Regions from separate parts of the Mus musculus genome. Here regions 2 and 3 are each linked to region 1. A link is a loop called in an ENCODE intact Hi-C map of the cell type or tissue named here. Cell type or tissue: heart. All regions are shown on one strand. Each heading gives the region's core, and the rest is flanking DNA. Links, peaks and the distances in the headings are about the cores only. Region 1 overlaps Ece1 (endothelin converting enzyme 1). Region 2 has its middle 18 kb from the start of Ece1. Region 3 holds the start of Ece1 (endothelin converting enzyme 1).

The links. A loop is a pair of places that touch in the nucleus more often than their neighbours do. Peaks named below come from ENCODE experiments on the same cell type or tissue, not always from the same donor. Only the 100,000 strongest peaks of a DNase experiment are listed, where the experiment ranks them.
Region 2: a loop joins it to region 1, with 2.5 times the contacts of the local background. A loop is called at or near these places in 7 of 42 quality-filtered maps.
Region 3: it touches region 1 in a loop (2.3-fold over the local background); 9 of 42 quality-filtered maps call a loop at or near these places.

What each region holds. Positions count from the first base shown.
Region 1 is chr4:137,907,901-137,914,766 of GRCm38, reverse strand. It overlaps Ece1 (endothelin converting enzyme 1), which reads right to left. Exons shown (of 19, transcript NM_001369179.1): 2 at 913-999. The coding sequence starts at 999. It overlaps Gm52683 (a long non-coding RNA gene), which reads left to right and starts at 6,154. Exons shown (of 3, transcript XR_003955133.1): 1 at 6,154-6,307. In heart, for the core only: a CTCF peak has its summit at 3,950 (motif pointing left); a DNase peak (open chromatin) is centred at 2,906; H3K27ac peaks cover 633 bases.
Region 2 is chr4:137,840,995-137,847,860 of GRCm38, reverse strand. No RefSeq gene overlaps it. Among named protein-coding and RNA genes, the nearest start is that of Ece1, 18 kb to the left of the region's middle. In heart, for the core only: a CTCF peak has its summit at 2,988 (motif pointing left); a DNase peak (open chromatin) is centred at 3,060.
Region 3 is chr4:137,858,191-137,865,056 of GRCm38, reverse strand. Ece1 (endothelin converting enzyme 1) reads right to left here and starts at 2,777. Exons shown (of 19, transcript NM_001369179.1): 1 at 2,676-2,777. In heart, for the core only: a CTCF peak has its summit at 2,806; DNase peaks (open chromatin) are centred at 1,903, 2,846 and 3,386; H3K4me3 peaks cover 2,297 bases; H3K27ac peaks cover 2,207 bases.

The DNA.
Region 1 (6,866 bases), core at 2,565-5,064:
TGGCATGCTGAGGTTCCACTCCTGTGCACGGCCTTTAGATAACTTTTGAGTAGGTGTCTTTCACAAGGTACCCAACACTCTTCTCTGTCTCACCGTTGGCCAAGACAGCAGAAACCCTCTTGGTCCTGTCTCTCTCTGGGATGGTTTCTCGGGAGCTGGGTCACACAACCACTCTGGGTGTTCCTATTCAAAAACCCAGCTTACCCACCCATGCCCAAACCTTACCCAAGTTCTGGCTTGGCCAGAAAGCTCTGCTCCAGGCAGAGGAGAGAAAGAGAAAGTCTGGGCACACCCCACCCACTCACACCCATCAAGACAGAGACTTGATGTCATCTCAAGTCTTTGGAGATTCCTACAGGGACAGACCCTAAAGGGAAGGAACCAGGCTTCCGGAGTTAAGCTGGCAAAAGACACAGAGAGAGGACAGAAAGCCACCTCCACCTACCCCCTGTTAACTGTGGTAGTCAGAGAGAAGAGCGAGAAATAAAGGCATAGTAATGTTTCATATTCATAGTTAGGACTCCAGGGAGGCCGGGCCCTCTTAGCTGAAGCAGGGATAGCTTTAAACTGTTGGTGCTGGAAGCTGGGTCCCTATAACCCCGGGAGAGTCCCCCCGCCCCCATCACCACTACTACCATCCTAGGCTGTTCCGTGAAAAGTTCAGGGCAGGAGAGTTCTGGGCTTCAACTCTGCATCTGAGTTGTGGCCCAGATCTCGGGATGGATGGGGCTGAAGCAGGGCTGGAAACCAGCCTCAGAGTACCGCTGCACAGGAAGGGGCTCTCCGGGGGCCCAGAGCTGCTTGTGTGCACGACCCATCTCCCTTCCCTACGGACTGATGCGGGGAGGAGACGCAAGACTGCGCATGCCCGAGCCGGGGCAGTGCTGAACCAGCAAGGATCAGAGTTCCTACCTGTAGGCCATTGGGGTACACATCGCCCTCGGAGAGTGAGTCCACCAGATCCTCTTCGTCCAGCGTGGCCCGCTTGTAGGTTGACATCTGCAATGCCAAATGTAGTACGGACTCCCTCAGCGTCTCCATTGCCCAAATGGGGAAACGGGACCCGGCGCCCCGCCCCGGCCACCCGAGATCAGCCCACGGATGGATGGCCCTCCCCGCGCGCCACGCCCGCCTCACCCCCAGAGCGGCCAGCGCGGCGGCCAGCGGCGACCACACGGTCCGCATGCTGCACCCCGCGACGCCCAGTCTGGGTTGGGTCCCCTCGAGCTCCTGTCTCCACGCGCCCGGCTGCTGGGGGCGTTTCCCGCTGGGAGGTGGGCGTGGCCGGCGGGGCACGTGCCTCTCCCAGGCCTTCCGCGAGAGTTGGGGTGGGGTGGACTAGCTGGCAGGGCCAAGCCTCATAGAGGTTTCTTTTACAATGAGGTCCCCAGCGGCAGAGACTAAGGGTCAGCAAAGCCTAGCCGAATCAAGACAGATTCCTTCACCATCAGCTGAGACACGAGGTCTTCCATCCAGCTAGAAAGGCTAGCGGGGGGGGGGGGGGGGAGGTAGAGCCAGGAACTCCCCCATCCTACCCCACCCCGCATCTCGGTTCCTTTTTCCTCTCTAATTTGGTAGTTTTAAAGCCAGAGATCTGAATGAAGTTCACACAATGCTAAGAAAGTCCTCTGACACGGTGAAAACTGCTGATTGAATTTGGAGGTCTGCCACCCTCCCTCAAAGGAGGTGGCCCTCCATACACACCAAGAACTTTTGCTTCATGGGCCAGCCAGACGGTTTAGCCAGCAAAGTGTTTGCAGTTAAGTCCGACCATTTGAGTGCATCGTCAGGATCCACAGGATGCAAGGAGAGAGCCAAGTCCCACGGGTTGACCTTTGCCCTCTACACGTGTCACTGCACATACACTTCCAGACATGTACACACACACACACACACAAATAATGATCTAAGTTCTAGCAAAAAGGGGAGCCGGGCATGATGGCACACGCCTTTAATCCCAGCACTTGGGAGGCAGAGACAGGCGAATTTCTGAGTTCGAGGCCAGCCTGGTCTACAGAGTGAGTTCCAGGACAGCCAGGGAACACAGAGAAACCCTGTCTCAAAAAATTAAAAAAAAAAAAAAAAGAAAGAAAGAAAAAGAAAAGAAAAAGGAGGAAGAGGGTATGGTGGTGCATTCCATTAAATCTCAGTACCCGGGGGAGACAGAGGCGCGCAGACCTCTGAGTTCAAGGCCAGTCTGGTCTACATAGTAAAATCTTAAAAACAAAGTGGGGGTGGGGTGGGAATCGTTGCTTTGGGCTGTGCTGGGAGATATAGCTCAGTGGTGGCACACTCCCTCAGTTTCATCCCCAGTATAGCAAAAGCAAAATAAAATCACAGAGCTTTGGAGCAGATCAAAAGTCAGGTTAGTTAAAACATACTTTAAAAGAACCCAGGTAGGCGAAGTCAGGTCTCAGGAGTAGAGAATTTTCTTTAAGTGTCCCCTTCCTTGCCAGGGGCATCTCCTGTGACCATCATCTAGTGTGACCATCATCTAGTTTCCCAAAAGGTACCGGTCACCTCTAATAACTCACTCAAACACTTTCAGCTTTCCAAAGAGACAATTCTTTTCTCTTTTTTAGGCTTTTTAAAAACACATGTATGTTTATCTGTCTGTCTGTCTGTCTGTCTAGGTACCACATGCATTCCTGGTGCCAGTGGAGGTTACAATAGGGAATTGGAGTCCTCGGAAGTGGAGTTAGGGATGGTTGTGAGCCACCATGTGGGTGCTGGGAACTTAACTTAGGTCACCCAGAGGAGCAGGCATTGCTGTAACCACTGGGACATCCCCCTAACGCACCATTTCTGTTCTGAACTTGGCTCCCACTGTTGGGCATATATGCAAGAGAACCAGCGTGGAGGGAGGGGTGAGGTGGTTGTCCAAGGCAGGGGGAGGGGCCAGTGAGGAAAGTGGCTCCAGGGGATCCCTATGATTTAGGGGTCAGCAAGATGCCTCAGAGGGGCTTGCCTCAAATACGAACACTTGACTTCATCCCCGTGACCCTCACTCCCTCTGACAGCCCCCTCGACGGACTGCCAGAGTCAAACAGCCATTCTAAATGAAATTCTCATCACACGACCCTTGCTTCGAAGGCCTCTGTTATCCCCAACCTTTTGCCAGGCTCAGGGCTGCCCGTCTCTGACCCACCAAGGCGCCAGATCTCTCCCCTGGCTTACGTTCCTGATCTGCAGACACCTGAGCTGCTCATTCTCCGCCAAGTCCTTTGTAGCTGCTGCTCCCTCCCTCCATCTGGAACATTCTTTTCTAATCTTTGCTCCTCCCACTACCAGCCTCGGACTCTCAGATTAAATGCCACCTACTTAAAAGGTCCAAATCACCCCCAAATAGCTTCCCAAATTCTCTTACGGCAGCCTTTTACTTCCTTATAGTATTTATTGTCTGCTGTGGTTGGTTTTGTTTGGGAGGCAGGGTCTTATCGTGTAGCCCAGGCGAGCCTGGAACTCACAATCCTCTTGCCTCCACCTCTCAAGGTCTGGGATGGCAGGTGTGCACCTCCACACCCACCCACCCACCAGCGCTCAGTATATGTTAGGTGTTTACTGCTCGCTGCTCTCTCTCCCTCTCCCCCAAGCCTCTCCTACAGCAGCTGGGCCCTTGGGGGAGACTCCCCATCACCATGCACAGAGTAGGTGCTCAACAATAGCTCTTAAGCGGAATGGCGGAGCCAGTGGACAGGCGTTAAAGTGCCTCAAGTTCTCGTGAAAAATCTGGTGTCTAACAAAATGCCTGTGGGGAACACAGAAACATATCCAAGAGACACAGGTCCCGGGGAGAGCAAGCTGTGTGTGCAGGGGAAATATCTCTTTTTTTGGGGGGGGGGGCTGTAGTCATGTCTCAGTGGTTAGAAGCACTTGCTGCTCTTGCAGGGGATCCAGGTCCAATTCTGCAACTCCAGATCCAGAGGATCGGATGCCCTCTCCTGGCCTCCACAGGCACTGCACACATGTGGTGCATGCCATGTGCTTGTAGACAACATAAGATGAACATTTAAAGAGATTTGTGATGCCGGGCAGTGGTGGCTCACGCCTTTAATCCCAGCACTTGGGAGGCAGAGGCAGGCGGATTTCTGAGTTCCAGGCCAGCTTGGTCTACAGAGTGAGTTTCAGGTCAGTCAGGGCTACACAGAGAAACCCTGTCTCAAAAAAAAAAAAAAAAAAGTTTAGTGGCTAGCCTGGTGGTGGCAGTGGAGCACACCTTTGCTCCCAGCACTCAGGAGGCAGAGGCAGGCAGATGTCTCTGAGTTGAAGGTCAGCCTGGTCTACAGAGTGAGTTCCAGGACAGCCAGGGCTAAACCCTGTCTCAGAAAAAAAAAATGGGGGTGGGGTGGGAGATTTGTTTATTCTTGCATATGTACATAAGTGTTTTACTTATATACATGCATGTGTACCGTATGAATAACTGGTGCCCATGGAAGCCAGAAGATGGTATTAGGTCCTCTGCAACTAGAATTACAGACAGGTGGGTGCTGGGAGCTGAACGTGGATCTTCCGCAAGTGCTCTTAACCACTGGGCCATCTCTCCAGCTCCACCTGGGGTGGGGGTGGGGGGAGTTAACCAAATTCTTTTTTTTTTTTTTTTTTTTAAAAGTCCTAACCAATGATCTATCTCTCCAGTGCTTCCTTCACCTCACTGTCATTCTTTTTTTTTTTTTTTTTTTAAAGATTTATTTATTTATTATATGTAAGTACACTGTAGCTGTCTTCAGACGCACCAGAAGAGGGCATCAGATCTCATTTACGGGTGGTTGTGAGCCACCATGTGGTTGCTGGGATTTGAACTTCGGACCTTCGGAAGAGCAGTCGGGTGCTCTTACCCACTGAGCCATCTCACCAGCCCCCCCAAATTCTTAAATCTTATGGTCCTCTCCCCACTAGGCAGAGGAGTCCCTATTACATCACTCCAGGGGGGAAAGACATCTAAGGGTTTTCTAAAACAAGAGCTTTGGCTACATTGACAGGTGCTAATCACCAGAGGAAAGAGTTCTGGTTCCCCCAGCACCTCCCCTGGGACCTAGGAGGGCCAGGGAAGTGAAAACCTCTGCTTCCCAGCCTCTGCTCTCAGCCTGACACCCTTTCTCTTTTGTGGGTTTTCTTGGCCCCTCTCACACAGAGCGAAACCGGAACTATGGGAAGCAGCTTCGGGCAGGTTAAACACTGGCTCCTCCCACACTCCCAGTTCATTTCAGAGACTTCTGGGAAACCTCCTGACCACTGACAGCATCTCCCCCCACCCCCACCCCACCCCCATGTGTCCCTCCAGTCTCCTCCCCACGAGACCAGGCATCCCTCCCTAGACCAGGCATCTCTTCAGATAGGAGTGCCCTGAACTCAGAGCTCTGCTCCCTCAAGGGCCAAGGCTGGGGCTACAGCTTCTAGATGTTTGAGCAAAGGTACAAATGGGTAGGTGGACAGCCACCATCCCACCCATCCTGCTCCTGCTGTTAGTGGCTAGATGACACAAACGGCCCAGGTACCTCTCAAGCGAAATAAACATTGCAGAAAGGTCTTTCAAGCCACAAAAGCTCTCCTCCATTCCTGCCATCTGGGCATGTCCAGCAGGTGTGTCCTCCACAGACAGAGAAAGAGGCAGGTAGTAAGTGGACCCTACACTTACTGGGTGCCACTTAAGATGCCATGTCTCAGAGCACTTCAGCCCTCTCAGTCAACTTCCTTGTCTCCACCTAACAAATAGATGACCAAGTGTCAGGGAGGGTTCACCCCTCCAGTGCCCTGGCTGGACCCTGAGGTAGCTGGGATGTGAGCTTTTCTACCGACCTGTAAACCAACTCATGGCGGCTTCACTAAGCTGTCCTCAAGAAGGCCAGACCACACAGCAAGTCAGTCAGGACCAGAGTCAGGTCACAAGCCTGGGTCCTGGAGACCAGGGCCTGTGTTCTTTGTGGCAGGCACAACTCCTTCCAGTGAGGACTTCATGGAGTGTGGATGCCCCGGGAAGTCTAGGCCCTGGGCTGGCGGAATGGCCAGGGCTTGTTTTAATGGCCTCATTTGTGGTTATATGGTTATATGGGTGCCACGCCCTACCTGAGCTCCAGGAAAGCAGAACTGCTTTGTGGGGAGCCTCCCCCAACCCCACCCCACTCCAGAAATCTGGGCTGCATCTGGACCTGGAGCTCACAAGGAGGGCTTGGCCGAGATCGAGAACGATGAAGTGGGAATGGCTGCTACCTGTGGAAAGTGGGTCCTGGGTCCCCGATGCCCAGCTGTACAGGGAAAGTGACAAGAACCAGATGAGATGGTGGCAGATCTGGAAACTGCAGCAGTCGTTGTGAGTCTGGGACAAGCAAAAGTGGGACACAAAGAGGCTCCCATGTTTCTGATGACAAAGGCCTGTGGCCTGGTGGTACCCAAGAATCCCATGGGCCCCAACCACTTTAGTCACTCATGCTTCTTGTGGTTGGTTTGCCCAAGGCAGGAGATCTGTGAGGAATCTTGGAGCGTGTCAGAGGCGACAAAGAGAGGGGAGTTTCGAGACTGGGCCCGGAAGCCACACCCTGAGCTGTCTTCACATTCTGTTTCTACTAAGTCGCCACTGCTCCGGGGGTGGGGTGGGGGCCACCCTCATGGCTGAGTGCCCATCGTTTATGTCTGCCAGCAACAGGCTGGGATCTGCGAGACACTACGTGTCACCCAGTACACGCTCATTCAACAGGCGTGAAGACAGAGCTGCCAAAACTCACTTCAAACCTCAGTCCCCTGCCCGACTCCGCCACTTTCCAGCTTTGTAACATTGGCCAAGAGACTCTGTCTTTATGCCTCAGTTGTATCATTTGGAAAACTGGGTAATTAACAGATAACACCCCCCCACTCCCACCCCCACCCCCACA
Region 2 (6,866 bases), core at 1,569-4,068, 66 kb after region 1:
TCTAGTCTGGGGTGGGTGTTGCATTCCGGTCATGGGCCCCTGCTTCATCCCTGGTTGTCGCCAAGTTGGCGTTGCACAGCCCCGTCCAAATCCATGGTTGGCTGCACCAGGAGTGGGATGTGACCCAATTGGGTCAATCCAGTTCTGTCTCCTGAGCCGTCTCTCCAGCCCTTGCACTAAGACTTTTAATCATGCTAGAGTAACCACAGTCATCAAAACAACACACTTCCAACCTGTGACCAAAGATCATTTTAATTGCAAATTATAAAAATAGATGATTCTATGAAGTAAAAACCCTCATAATTGATATGGGGAGTGCTCTGCTTGAATACATTTCCTGAGAGAACAGCCTGCAAGGACTGGCACACACCAAGGGCCTCTGATGATCTATAAAGGCTTTGTGTTTAAAACAAGAGCAGGGCTGCGGGGCGTGAGTCAATAGTCAAACAGGAGCCTAGTGCAACACATGGGAGGCCCTGGGCTCCTTCCCAGAGACAGGAAAAGCAGAACAGAATAAACAGGAGGGCATGGACACACTGTGTGAAGCTCAGGAAAGGACAGACATACATGTGCAGCAGGGGAGGACACGGGGCAAGCCCATGTGCTTCTCAGCCCAATAGGCAAGAGTAGGTAAACTGAGTCATCCCCAAAGGGAAAGCAAAAGCCAACAGAAACATCACAGCATCTCGAAGGTCCGGGCAGCAAGGTCAGGAGTCCAGCGTCATCCTTGGCTATAGAGTGACTTCAAAGCCAGCCCGGGCTACATGAAACCCTGTTTCAGGACACAATAATACAACTGGGCAGTGGTGGTGCACAACTTTAATCGGCGCACTCAGGAGGCAGAGGCAGGTAGACCTCTGAGTTTGAGGTCAGCTTGGTCTACAGAGTGAGTTCCAGGACAGTCAGGGCTACACAGAGAAACCCTGTCTCAAAACAAACAAACAAAAAGCAAACAAATAAACCCCAGGCTGAGCAGTGATGGCATTTTAATCCCAGCACTCAGGAGGCAGAGGCAGGTGGATTTCTGAGTTCGAGGCCAGCCTGGTCTATAGAGCAAGTTCCAGGACAGCCAGGTCCACACAAAGAAACCCCGTCAAAAAATAATAAAAAATAAATAAATTTAATATATATATATATTAATTATATAGTATTTATTATATAATATGCAATTATGCTGGATGTGGTGGTGTGCATCTTATCTTAATCCGAGCACTCAGAAGTAGAGGCAGAGGGAATCACTATGAGTTCAAGGCTAATCTGGTCTATATAGCAAGTTCCAGGCTAGTGAGACCCTTAGTGTAGGTGAAGTGTGCCCCAGTGCGCCCAACCATAAACTTTTCAATGTCTCCAAACTCCTTTGTACATAGCTGGGTGTGACGTCCACAGTGCTAGAGTCACAGACCGCGTGACTGTCCCTCAGCTTACAGACACATGCGTAAGCATGGCTGGCAGGGGGCATTACTCACAAAAGGCCACTCGCTGGATGACTTCACCTACGTAAAATGTCCAGGACAGGGAGCCGCAGAGGCAGAATGCAGATTAGTGGTTGCCAGGACTGGGGTGGGGGCTGAGGTGGGGGAGGCAGAAGCACTGTAGGGAGGATGGGGGAGAGGAGGGGTGATAGAATGCTCTGGAATAAATGGTAATCCTTTGGTAACTTTGTGATGATGTAATAACCAGATGGTTCACTGGGGATGAACATGCCCAATTTGTGGTTCGTGGATGATGTCTGTAATCTTTAAAGGGTGTGTGCGCACACACATCTCTAGCAATCTTAGTTACAATAGCCCCCAGATAGAAAGTACCAAATGTCCATGTCTCATTATTAATACATAGTGAACAGGTGGTCTGTCCATCAAATGGAATATTACTCAGCCATGAAAAAGCATGAAGTATCGATCCACATTCCAATGTAGACGGCCCTTGAAAATGTTACATGAAGAGAAATAAACCAGATGAGCAGATGCCTCTAAGTGAGTTTACACAAGGAGCAACGGATGGACAGCAAGATGGCTCAGCACTTAGGTGCTTGCCGCCAAGCTGAACCACAGGGGTTTGGTTCTTGGGACCCACAAAGAGAAAAGTGACTCTCCCAAGTTGCTTTCTGACTGGCACATGCACACTGTGGTAAATGAGGGGCCCCTGGTAAATAAAAATGTAATTAACAGCTTTCAGTTGTCTCTAATAATAGGTAAGTCTGTAGAGACAGGGGTGGCCTAGGTGTGGAGAGGGAAACCAGAGAGGGCCAGGGAGTGACTGGGAAGGAGTCCAAGGTATCTGCAGGGCGAAGGTTCTGAAACTCAGCTGTGGCAATGGCGTCACAAGGACATCATGTTGTTTGCTTAAAATTATAGGTGAGTCCACACTTGGTGGTCTATGTCTCTAATCTCCTCACTTGGCAAGTGGAGGCAGGAGGCTGTGGCGATCAAAGTCATCTTTTACTACAGATTTTCAAGTCAATCTGAACCCAAACCCTCCCCCTTAAGCAAAGAAAACACTGACATTGGAGAACGAATGAGAGGGAAGAGGAAAAAGCCAGGAAATTTCCCACATGTCTGGGTAGAAGTGTCTCCCTAAAATATCAAGTTGGAGTTCGAGGCCAGCCTGGTTTACAAAGTGAGTTCCAGAACAGTCAGGGCTGTTACATATAGAAACCCTGTTGAAAAACTAAAATAAATATAATAATAATTAATAATAATAATAATAAAGCAAGTTGGGGTGATGCCTTTAACTCTAGCACTCAGGATGCAGAGGAACTATGTGAGTTCAAAGCCAGCCTGCTTTATCTAGCAAGCTCCAGGCCAGTGCAGGCTACACAGCGAGACCTTGTCTCAGAGAACAAACTAACAAACGGGAATCACTTTTTGGTCTCTTTTTTTTTTCTGGCTTCCTATTCTTCTCCCTTTCCAGGTCTGAGAGTCCAGGAAGAAACCCACACTGAGCGGCAGGGATGGCCGACAGGCTGCTGGCATAGAGCATGGCTGCCCTCTGGTGGCGACCTGAAGTGAACTCGGTTAAAGGCATTAGAGAGCAGGGGACATGCTCCTAAAGGGAGGATGGAAGCAACTTCTAGGTATCTGGTGGAAAGTGACAGAGCCAGAAGAGGACATCAGACATACCCCTATCCACCCAAACACGGATACAGCATGCACGCACACATGCACGCACATGCTCACGCACACATGCGTGTGTGCACACACTCAAGGTAGCGCTGATTCTGGTTGGCTTGGAACTCACTGTGTAGATAAGGCTGGCCTTGAACTCATAGAGATCTGCCTGCCTCTGCTTCCCAAGTGCTGGGATTAACAACATAGGCTACCACATACAGTCCCCAACTGTTTTTGTTTGGTTGATTGTTTTTTTGCTTCTAAATATAGAAATAAGATCAAGGGCTGGAGAGATGGCTCAGCGGGTAAGAGCACTGACTGCTCTTCTGAAGGTCCTGAGTTCAAATCCCAGCCACCACATGGTAGCTCACAACCAACTGTAATGAGATCTGGTGCATCTGAAGTCAGTTACAGTGTACCTATGTATAATAATAAATAAATCTTTTTTTAAAAAAAGAAGATCAAACTAGAAATCCCTCTGTTGGTGGCTATTCTGGTTTTTGCTTGTTTTTTGTTTTGGGGGAGGAGTGTATGTTTCTAGACTGAGTTTCTCTGTGTAGCCCTGGCTGTCCTGGAACTCACTCTGTAGACCAGGCTGGCCTCAAACTCAGAAATCCACCTGCCTCTGCCTCCCAAGTGCTGGGATTAAAGGCGTGCGCCACCACCGCCCGGCTGGCTATTCTGTTTTAAAACAAAAAGTCTTGTCCCTGAGTGACTCTGGAAGCCGAGAACCTAAGATCTCCAGGAAGCTGAGACAGAAGGATGGTGAGTTCTGGAGAAAGTACTTCTCTGTCCTAAACATATCCCCTTCCACACCTGCAATCCCAGCACTCAGAGGTGCTGAGTTCAAGGCTACCCCGGGTTACATAGTGAGACCTTATCTCAAAAACTGAAGGGCCTGCTGGTCATCACAAAACCAAACAACTCAAACTGACATAAAACAAGAATAAACCTGAAGCCGGGCGTGGTGGTGCACACCTTTAATCCCAGCATTTGGGAGGCAGAGGCAGGTGAATTTCTGAGTTCGAGGCCAGCCTGGTCTACAGAGTGATTTCCAGGACAGCCAGGACTACATAGAGAAACCCTGCCTCGAAAAAACAAAACAAAACAAAACAAAACAAAACAAAACAAAACAAAACAAAACAAAACAAAACAAAACAAAACAACCCTGAAACTATGCAAAAAACCGAGTCTCCCCTCTCCCAGGTGGATGGAGCTGGGTGTTGACTTGCTCACGTCAGACAGAGGTGGGCTGTAGGGAAAGCAACCATAATGTCCTCCGGGTGCTTGAGCAGGGTGGTCTGTCCTGCCTGGCCGTGCACCTGCCTCCCACAGAGGCCCATCTTGGAAAGCCATTCAGGATGTTTGCAAGCACGGGTGTGTGAACCCTCACTGCCACCGTGCCAGCAGTCTCAAATGACAACAGGTCATCTTTGTGGCTCTCCTCTGGGACCTGCATAATAAGCTCTTGAAATCTCCATGGATGGTAGAGGAGCGGCAGAATCTAGGACCCATCCAAGTCTTCCCAAGCCAGAATGTCCTGCCCAGTGGACACTCAGCCTGCCTGAGGTATTGTGCCTGCCTGGTGTGCACGGAGCCCTGGCTTCCATCCCTACCATCATGTAGACTGAAAGGCAGAGGCAGGAGGACCATAGATTCTCGCCCATCCTCAGTTACAGGGTGAGTTTGAGGACAGCCTGGGCTACATGAGACTGTGTCAAAACAAAAATAACAACCAAGCTCCTAGGATACTTGAACACACAGACACATGAATGTATGCACACACACATACACACACACACACACACACATGCACATGTGCATACAAAGCACACACTGGTAAAAGAGAGAAATCTTTGGGGCCGGGAAGATGGTCAGAAAATACTTGCCTCATAAGCATGGGGAACTGAGTTTGATCGCTGAAGTCCACATTAAAACAAAACAAAACCCAGCAACAACAACAAAACCCAATCCAGGGCTAAACAGAGATGCCCTATCTTAAAAATTAAGAGAGGGAGGGAGGAAGGGAGGGAGGGAGGGAGGGGGGAAGGAAGGAAGGAAGGAAGGAAGGAAGGAAGGAAGGAAGGAAGGAAGGAAGGAAGGAAGGAAGGAAGGAAGGAAGGAAGGAAGAACAGGGCATGGAGCAACTCTTGCAACCCCAGTGCTGAGGAAACAGAAACTGGCAGGTCCCTGGCTGACCAGCCTAGCCTACTTGGTGAGCTAGAGAGAGAGAGAGAGAGAGAGAGAGAGAGAGAGAGAGAGAGAGAGAGAGAGAGAGAGAGAGAGCGCACTGGCTGGACCTAGGTCCCCCGCACCTATGTAGCAGATGTGCAGCTCTGTCTGCATGTGGGTTCCTCAACTGATAGATCAGGGGCTGTCCCTAAAGCCATTGCCTGTCAGCGAAATATGTTCTCCTAACAGGGCTGCTGCCTTGTCTGGCCTCAGTGGGAGAAGATGCCCCTAGCAGTGCAGAGACTTGATGTGGGAGCCAGGGTGGGGGGATACACAGGGGACCTCCATCCTCTCAGAGGAGAAGTGGAGGAGGAGGAGGGAGGGACTGTGTGAGAGGGGGACAGGGAGAGGGGGCAGCAATCAGGATGTGAAGTGAATAAAAAATAAAGAAAACAGAAGGAGGGAGAAGAGGAGGAGGAGGAGGAGGAGGAGGAGGAGGAGAGGAGGAGGAGGAAGAAGAAGAAGAAGAAGAAGAAGAAGAAGAAGAAGAAGAAGAAGAAGAAGAAGAAGAAGAAGAAGAAGAGAAGAAGAAGAAGAAGAAGAAGAGAAGAAGAAGAAGAAGAAGAAGAAGAAGAGAAGAAGAAGAAGAAGAAGAAGAAGAAGAAGAAGAAGAAGAAGAAGAAGAAGAAGAAGAAGAAGAAGAAGAAGAAGAAGAAGAAGAAGAAGAAGAAGAAGAAGAAGAAGAAATGTTCCCTGAGAGGGCACCCTCTGGCCTCCGACACCACACACATTCCTGTGTACTGCCTACCATGAATACCACATACATATCACACAACAGAAAACTGCTATGACCTGACAACAGGTCATCATGTCTGAACAACAGAAATGTAGATGCTGGCATGTGTGGCTCCTGTACCTTCAGGAAGAGAAGCAGTTTGCAAAGCAATGTGCACACAGGACCGTATGTTCCTGCTTAAGCCTGTGCTTTCCTGTTTGTTTGTTTTCTATAACAATCATCCATGGCTTTTGTAATAAAGGAAGAATGGTAGTGGGGCCTTGTGGCTCTGGCCTGTGATCCCCACTACCTGGGAGGTTGAGGCATAAATTCAAGATCAGCAAGGGCGATAGAGTAAGAGAGTGTGTTCAAGGAGATCCTGGGCAACCTACTGAGAATGTTTTGAAATACAAATAGAAGAGGAAGAAGAAGAGAAAGAGAAGGAAGAGGAAGAAGAGGAGGAAGAGGAGAAGGAGGAGGAAAAGGAGGAAGAAGAAGAGAAGGAGGAAGAAGAGGGGGAAGAAGAAGAGGAGGAGGAAGAAGCGGAGGAAGGCTGCAGATACAGCTCAGGGATGAAGCCCTGGCCTAGTCTTAGTGAGGCTCTAGCTTCAGTCCTCGGTACTGAGAAAAGTAAAGAAAGAAAGCTGAGCGTGGTGGTACACACCTTTGATTGCAGCACTCAGGAGGCAGAGGCAGGTGGGTTTCTGAGTTCTAGGCCAGCCTGGTCTACATAGAGAACTCCAAGCTAGTCAGAGCTACACCATGAGATTCTGCCGAGAGAGAGAGAGAGAGAGAGAGAGAGAGAGAGAGAG
Region 3 (6,866 bases), core at 1,473-3,972, 49 kb after region 1:
GGGGAACCTAAGGAGGCCTGACGTCAGCCTTCACCTCACCCACTCACGGCGCATCAACACTGTGCGTCAGCAGACTACATTGGGCTCCCACTTCCCTCCCCGGGCAGGGCAGTAGAGGTCTCTGCTCTAGGTCCCGCTGTTTCCCATGCCTGCCTTGTCTCCTCTTGCCTGTCCCACATACTTGTGGTAAACCAGCCCTATTCTGGTCCTGCACTGAGTCGTCTATGTCCTCAGACCTCTGGTCTGATATCACCCAGGTTCCCCCTGACTAGAACACGTTTTCTTATTCAGATCACATCGGCTTAATGACTCTCCCACCTCTCCAGCCAGAATGGAACACTTGCTGGGCATGACATAGCCACCTCCCTGAAGGACACGGCCCCTGGCCTGAGGACGGTTAGGGACAGGTAGAAGGCCCATCCATACAGTTTGGGTCACTTCTTGCCTTGTACAAGGTCTGGCACAGAACAAGTATCCTGTAAGTCTCCGATACACAAGAAATAAAACACTCTATTTAGATCACTGTCTCCCAAATGTGATAAATATGAACGGTTCTTTCAGACCAGCAAATAGGTTGGATGCTTAGCAGAACTTCCCAAGGTTGTAAACGAAAGTAAATGGTATTCGAGCCAAACACTCTCACTTGGATTTATCTCAACCTGATCCCCCCCCCACCATCCTGAAAGATAGGAACCATTATCATCTCTTGATGGAGACAGCGCACAGCGGGGTTATAACACAACTTTACCAAAGTCCCTGTGGGGAACAGGAGGAGCTAGAATTAGAACCCAAATCTATTTGGGACCAAAGTCTAAAGTCTTTCTGATGGGCTAGGAAGCTTTTCAGGTCAGAGATAGCTCAGCCAGTTAAGAGCAGTTGTTGCTCTTACAGAGGAGCCCTGGAACCAGTCCTAAGCACCAACGATCTAGTATTCGAGCTACAGGAGATCCAACACTCTCATCTGCCCTCCACAGGTACCAGGCACACATGCAAGCCAAACACTCACACAAATTAAAAAGATAATTTTTTAAATGTTCCCAGGGCAGGGTGGGTTGTTAATTAGTTGGTTTATTCCAGCTCAGGCTGCCCTTGAACCAAGATCTGCCTGCCTCAGCCCCCCAAAACCCTGCAATCAGAACATGCAGGACCACACCAGACTTTCTGGTGCTTTGTAAGGAGGAAACGGTCCTCTTTGCGAGTGGCTCAGGCCAGGGTGGGTCTAAAGAGAGGACGTATGACCTCAAAGTCTCTCCCTCTTTTATAGCTCTCCCACATCCTCAAGCTTTAAAGCAACAGCTGGCCCACAGGTGACACATTCCCCGGCCATGAAACTAGACATGAGTTCGCGACAGGGTTTCTCTGTATAGGCCTGGCTGTCTTGGAACTCACTCTGCAGACCAGGCTGGCCTCGAACTCAGAAATCCTCCTGCCTCTGCCTCATAAGTGCTGGGATTAAAGGTGAGCGCCACCACTGTCCAGCTCTTGGGAGATTCTTAATGGGGGAGGTAAGTCGGGTCCAAGATGATCTCTGGGCACCTTGGGGGGGCGGGAGAATTAAGTCATCGGTCTCCAGAGAGACCAATGATGTCTCAGGGGAAAGACGCCAGTGGGTAAGAGAGAAAAGGGCTGTCTAAGGGAGACTTAATTTCTGACCAGGCACGGGTTGGTCCTGAGGCTGTCTCTGGAGCATCTTCAGCTCTCTCCATGATGCCCCTCTGTTTCTCAGCGAACCCCTCAGGCATGGAAGGGACATCACAGATGTAGGCAAGTCTCTAGGACCAAAAGGCAGAGAACCCAGGCAGATCTCCTCAGGCCACACAGGGTGTCCTGGGTCCAGTACACACGCCAAGAGCTCGGCTCTAGGAGAGGCAATCAGAGGTCCACAGGGAGAGAAGAAGCAAATGGCCCTGGGTGAGATGGAGAGGTAACCGGAGGCCTTGGCTCTAGGCCAGAGAGTCAACTCATCACTCCGAAGCTCTCAAAAGCAGCCAGATCTGGATTAGATGGATATCAGGCTTGAGGCTTGAGCCCCCAAAGAAGCCCTCTTCCTCAAGGACCCCTTTACCGTGGTGCTTTGGACCACGGGAGTCAGCACTTGGGCCCTCCTCTGAGGATTCATTACTGGGAGATGCTGGGAACACCAGATAACCCTCAGAACCTCAGACTATCCCCTCCTCTCTGAGCTATCTCTCCCCTTCCCATGAGCCAGGCAGCCACTGCAGGATCAGTGTAGGAGAAAAGTGCCCTAGTCTCCCACGATGTTCTCGAATCCCAAAGCCACTCGGACTATGCGGGGTGTGAGCTCAAGTCCAGCTGAACCTTGACGTCTCTGAATCGACCTGGCCTAGCTGCCCACGGTCTCCAAGTCAAGCCAAGCCAAGCTCAGCTCAGGGACTTGCACACCCCAAACCTATCTCACCAACTCTTCCCCAAAATCCAGCACGCGACCCCGAGTCTTCCACGCCAGGAGCAGCCCAGCAGCCCAGAACCAAGGTCCACGCGAACCGGACACCCCCCACAACTCCTGTCCGGGTCCAAGCCAGTGAACAGCGGGACGCGGGCCTCAGCTAAAGGGGACGCCCAGCTCGCCAGGAACCAGCCAGGATGCCATCGCCGCCCCGCTGTCGGGACCGTCGGGGTTGCATGGAGCCACAGCGGGCTGCGGGAGTACTCACCGTCGCTCCCGGGCTCCGAACGGCCGGGCTTAGGATGCACCTCCCGCTAAGGCTCCAGCTCCAAGTGCGCTGGGCTGAGCTCTACGCTCGAACCTCAGGGCTAGCTGCCGGGGCGGCGCGCGAGGCTGGGGCGCCCAGGCCAGAGGGCGGGGCCCGCCGCGAACCAATACAGAAGTGCGGGGGCTGCGGGCCCCGAAGAAACAGCCAATCAGAAGCGTCGGTTAGACTCCCCCCCACACCTCCGCGGGCTCCTTAACCCTTGGCATGCTGGAGCGCTGGATACTCTAGCTGCCCCGGATACCGGTGGGTCCAGGGGTGCGGGCCCGAACCTCCAGCTTGGCGTGCCTAATCTACACCTCGCCGGGACCCTCTCGAGGGACAGACGGAGCCGGTGTCAGGTCCACCTGCGCCCAGTTGGGGTTCTGGGAGCCTAGGCGACCTTTGTCTCCTGCCTGGTGCCTGCACTGTAGTATGACCCTGGGCACTGCAGCTGTGGGGTGTGTTTGTGTGCAAGAAGGAAGAAGGGCAGAGAGGAGAAGACAGAAAGGGGGGGAAGGGATGAGTTTCGAATGCCTGTGTGTTTATGTGGAAAGATAGAAGACTATATTTGGGGATTGTTAGTGTGTGTGTGTGTGTGTGTGTGTGTGTGTGTGTGTGTGTGTACACCAGCGCAGGCGCGCGATTCAGAGAGGGGAGAAGGAAAGAGAAATGGAATGGAATGAAGGCCCAGTAGGCGGGGGCACTTAGACCTCCAGTAGAGAAACTTTCTCTTTATGCCCGCTGCGCAGGTGCAGAGGAAGAAAGACCAGGAAACTGTACGTACTGGGTGAGCCGTGCATTTGTGACCTGTTGGGCACGCATGTGGGTGTAGTAGAAAGAGGCTTTGTGCCCCTGTTGTGAAAGAGTAGCCGGTGAGTGAATCCCGTTTGGTGTACATGTGTGTTCGAGCATGCAGCTTGAGACACACACACACACACACACACACACACACACACACACACACACACACACGGCAGAGATTTACCACAGCGTTGTAGGTGGCTCAGTTTGTGAGTAGAGAGGTCAGTGTGTCCTGTGTGGTAAATGTGTGGCTGGTTTGTTTTTTGTTTTTTAAGATAGGTCTTGGGGCTGGAGAGATGGCCAAATGGTTAAGAACATGTATTGCTTTTGCACAGGTGTGATGGGGGGGGGAATCGGGGGGGGGATCCCAGCACCGGTATCATTTGGCTCACAACTACCTGTAACTCCAGCTGCAAGGGACCCAATGCCCTATGCTGGCGTCTACAAACATCTGCATTCACATGTGCACATACTGCACCCCAGACAAACACATACATGTAGGTAAACAAACAAACAAACAAACTGCCAGACAGTGGTGGTGGCGCACGCCTTTAATCAGGCAGCAGAAGCAGGAGGATCTCTTGAGTTCGAGGACAGCCTGGCGTACAGAGCAAGTTCTAGGACAGCCAGGGCTACACAGAGAAACCCTGTCTCGACAAACCAACCAACCAACACAAAAAACAAACAGAGATGGGTCTCAATAACCTGGCCCACACTACCCAAACAGAGATGGGTCTCAATAACCTAGCCCACACTACCCCAATCCTACCTCTGCCTCTGGAGTGCTTGAGGTTACAGGTGTGCCCACCAAGCCCCACCTATTTGACTTTGGTCATTCCCTATATTTATATGATGCCAAGAAAAGAAACTAACGTATAAGGGATGTGAGATATATGTTCAGGGGCAAAGACATCCTAGAAGATGTGAGATGGGGGTTCAGGAGAATGGAAGGAAGAAAAAAAGGAGGGAGGGAGAGGGGAAGGAGGGGAGGGAAGGCCTGGGTAGTCTTGCCTACCATCCATCAAGAGGGAAGGAGGAGGAGAGGGCAGAGTGGCTGAAGATGGTGGCAGGCTTGGGAAGAGTAGGGAAGCAGGAACCCTTTCCCAGGACCTGTCCCTGAGTGTCCCTTGTTACACCAGGGAAAGAAAGACCAGACTGAGGATTTAGATGCCAGGGGGACTGTCTGCTCTTCCAATGTGTGTCTGTGGAAGCTTGGTGGGGTGGGGGAGGGGACCCATGGAGTGGGCACAGTGCTCTATAGCCCCTGAAACTTGGCAGCATCAAGTTTTCCACTGTGGAGGTGCAGGTTCGTGGGTGGGGTGTATCCCAGAGCTTGTACATTGGCGGCGGCCATGGGATTCATGAGCAAGAGGGCAGGCTGTGTGGTGTCATATGTACGTGCGTGGGCCTCAAGGATGACTGTGCCTGACGTGTCAGAGCCCATCTATGGGGCTGACCACATATACATACCATCAGCCCCTGACCTATTTCTTCTCTCTTTGGGTTGTTGTTGTTTTGTTTTGTTTTTGAGCTAGGTCTCTTGTAACCCAGGCTGGCCTCTAACTCCTTATAGAGTGGATAATGGAAGGTGTCTTGGGACTTCTGATCCACTTCCCAAGTGCAGAGATTCAAGGCACTCACCACCATGCCCTGCTTATGACGTGTTGACTTTGTGCATGCTGGCAGGCACTCCACCAACTATGCTTCAGTCCCAGGCTGGTTTCAGCTTTTTGGCTCCTCCTCAAGTGACTTCCCAGGAGTCTCCGTGTGCCACTTGGGGAGATCTCTTAAATCCAGGAAGATATGAAAGCCTATCCCATCACCCCAGCTCTGTGCTTGTTAGTACATGGCTTTGAGGACTCTCTCCTCTCTGAGCCTTAGTTTTCTCCTCTGTAAAATGGGGTTCCAGCCTGTCTCATTCTACCGCTGGGAAGGCTCTAGGAAATCATATCTATTGTATGTGCTCTGTTGCCCGCTACAAAGCCTGAAGCCTGCTTGTTCTACTTACTAAAAAGTTCAGAGGCTGTTTGTGGTGATGTGTGCCTTTTATCCTGGCACATGAAAGGCAGAAGCAGGCCAGGCAGTGGTGGCACACGCCTTTAATCCCAGCACTTGGGAGGCAGAGGCAGGCGGATTTCTGAGTTTGAGGCCAGCCTGGTCTACAGAGTGAGTTCCAGGACAGCCAGGGCTACACAGAGAAACCCTGTCTCAAAAAACCAAAAAAAAAAAAAAAAGAAAAGAAAAGAAAAGAAAAAAGAAAAGGAAAGGAAAAAAAGAAGGAAGAAAGGAAGGAAGAAAGAGAGAGAAAGAAAGAAAGAAAGAAAGAAAGAAAGAAAGTAAGTAAGAAAGAAAGAAAAAAAAGAAAAAAAGAAAGAGAGGCAGAAGCAGGTAGATCTCTGTGAGTTCACAGCCAGCCTGGTCTACATAGTGAATTCCAGGCCAGCCAAAGCCACAAAGTGAGACCCTTTAAAAAAGAAAGGAGGGGGGGGCGGTGGCTGGAGAGATGGCTCAGCAGATAAGAGCACTGGCTGCTTTTCCAAAGGTCCTGAGTTCAATTCCCAGCAACCACATGGTGGCTCACAACCACCTGTAATGGGATCCAATGTCCTCTTATACATAAGTAAATGAATATTTAAAAGAAAGAGAGAGAGAGAGAGAGAGAGAGAGAGAGAGAGAGAGAGAGAGAGAGAGAGAGAGAGAGAGAGAGAGAGGAAGAAAGAAAGAGAGGAAGAGAGAAAGAGAGAGAGAAAGAGAGAAAGAGAAAGAAAGTGGAAACCCACAGAGAATTGAGAAATGAGCAGAATGAGTGTGTGCTGTCAGAGAAAGACTTATGTCTGCTTTGAAAGGGGACTGACTGACAAGTATCCCGGAAGCTGCTGGTCTGCTTTGTGACATCATGGCTTAGGGACACAGGGTGAATGTGTTCAGGTGGGAAAAATCCTTGAGCAGTCTCTGTGTGCCCTTTGTTCTCCAATGCAGTCCAACAATAAATTACAAAGAGGGTGTGGTGGTGGCACAAGCCCTACAGTTCCAGCACAGTGGAGGCAGAGGTGTGACCAGCAGGCTAGCTTAAGCTAGGTAAGTCCAGGCCAACCTGGGCTACATGAGATCCTTTTTTTTGGGGGGGGTGTTTCGAGATAGGGTTTCTCTGTGTAGTCCTGGCTGTCCTGGAACTCACTCTGTAGACCAGGCTGGCCTCAAACTCAGACCTCTGCCTCCCAAGTGCTGGGATTAAAGGCGTACACCACACACACACACACACACACACACACACACACACACACTCTCACACACACACACTCACACACACACACACCATCAAATCATTCTCTGACCTTTTCCATGTGCACT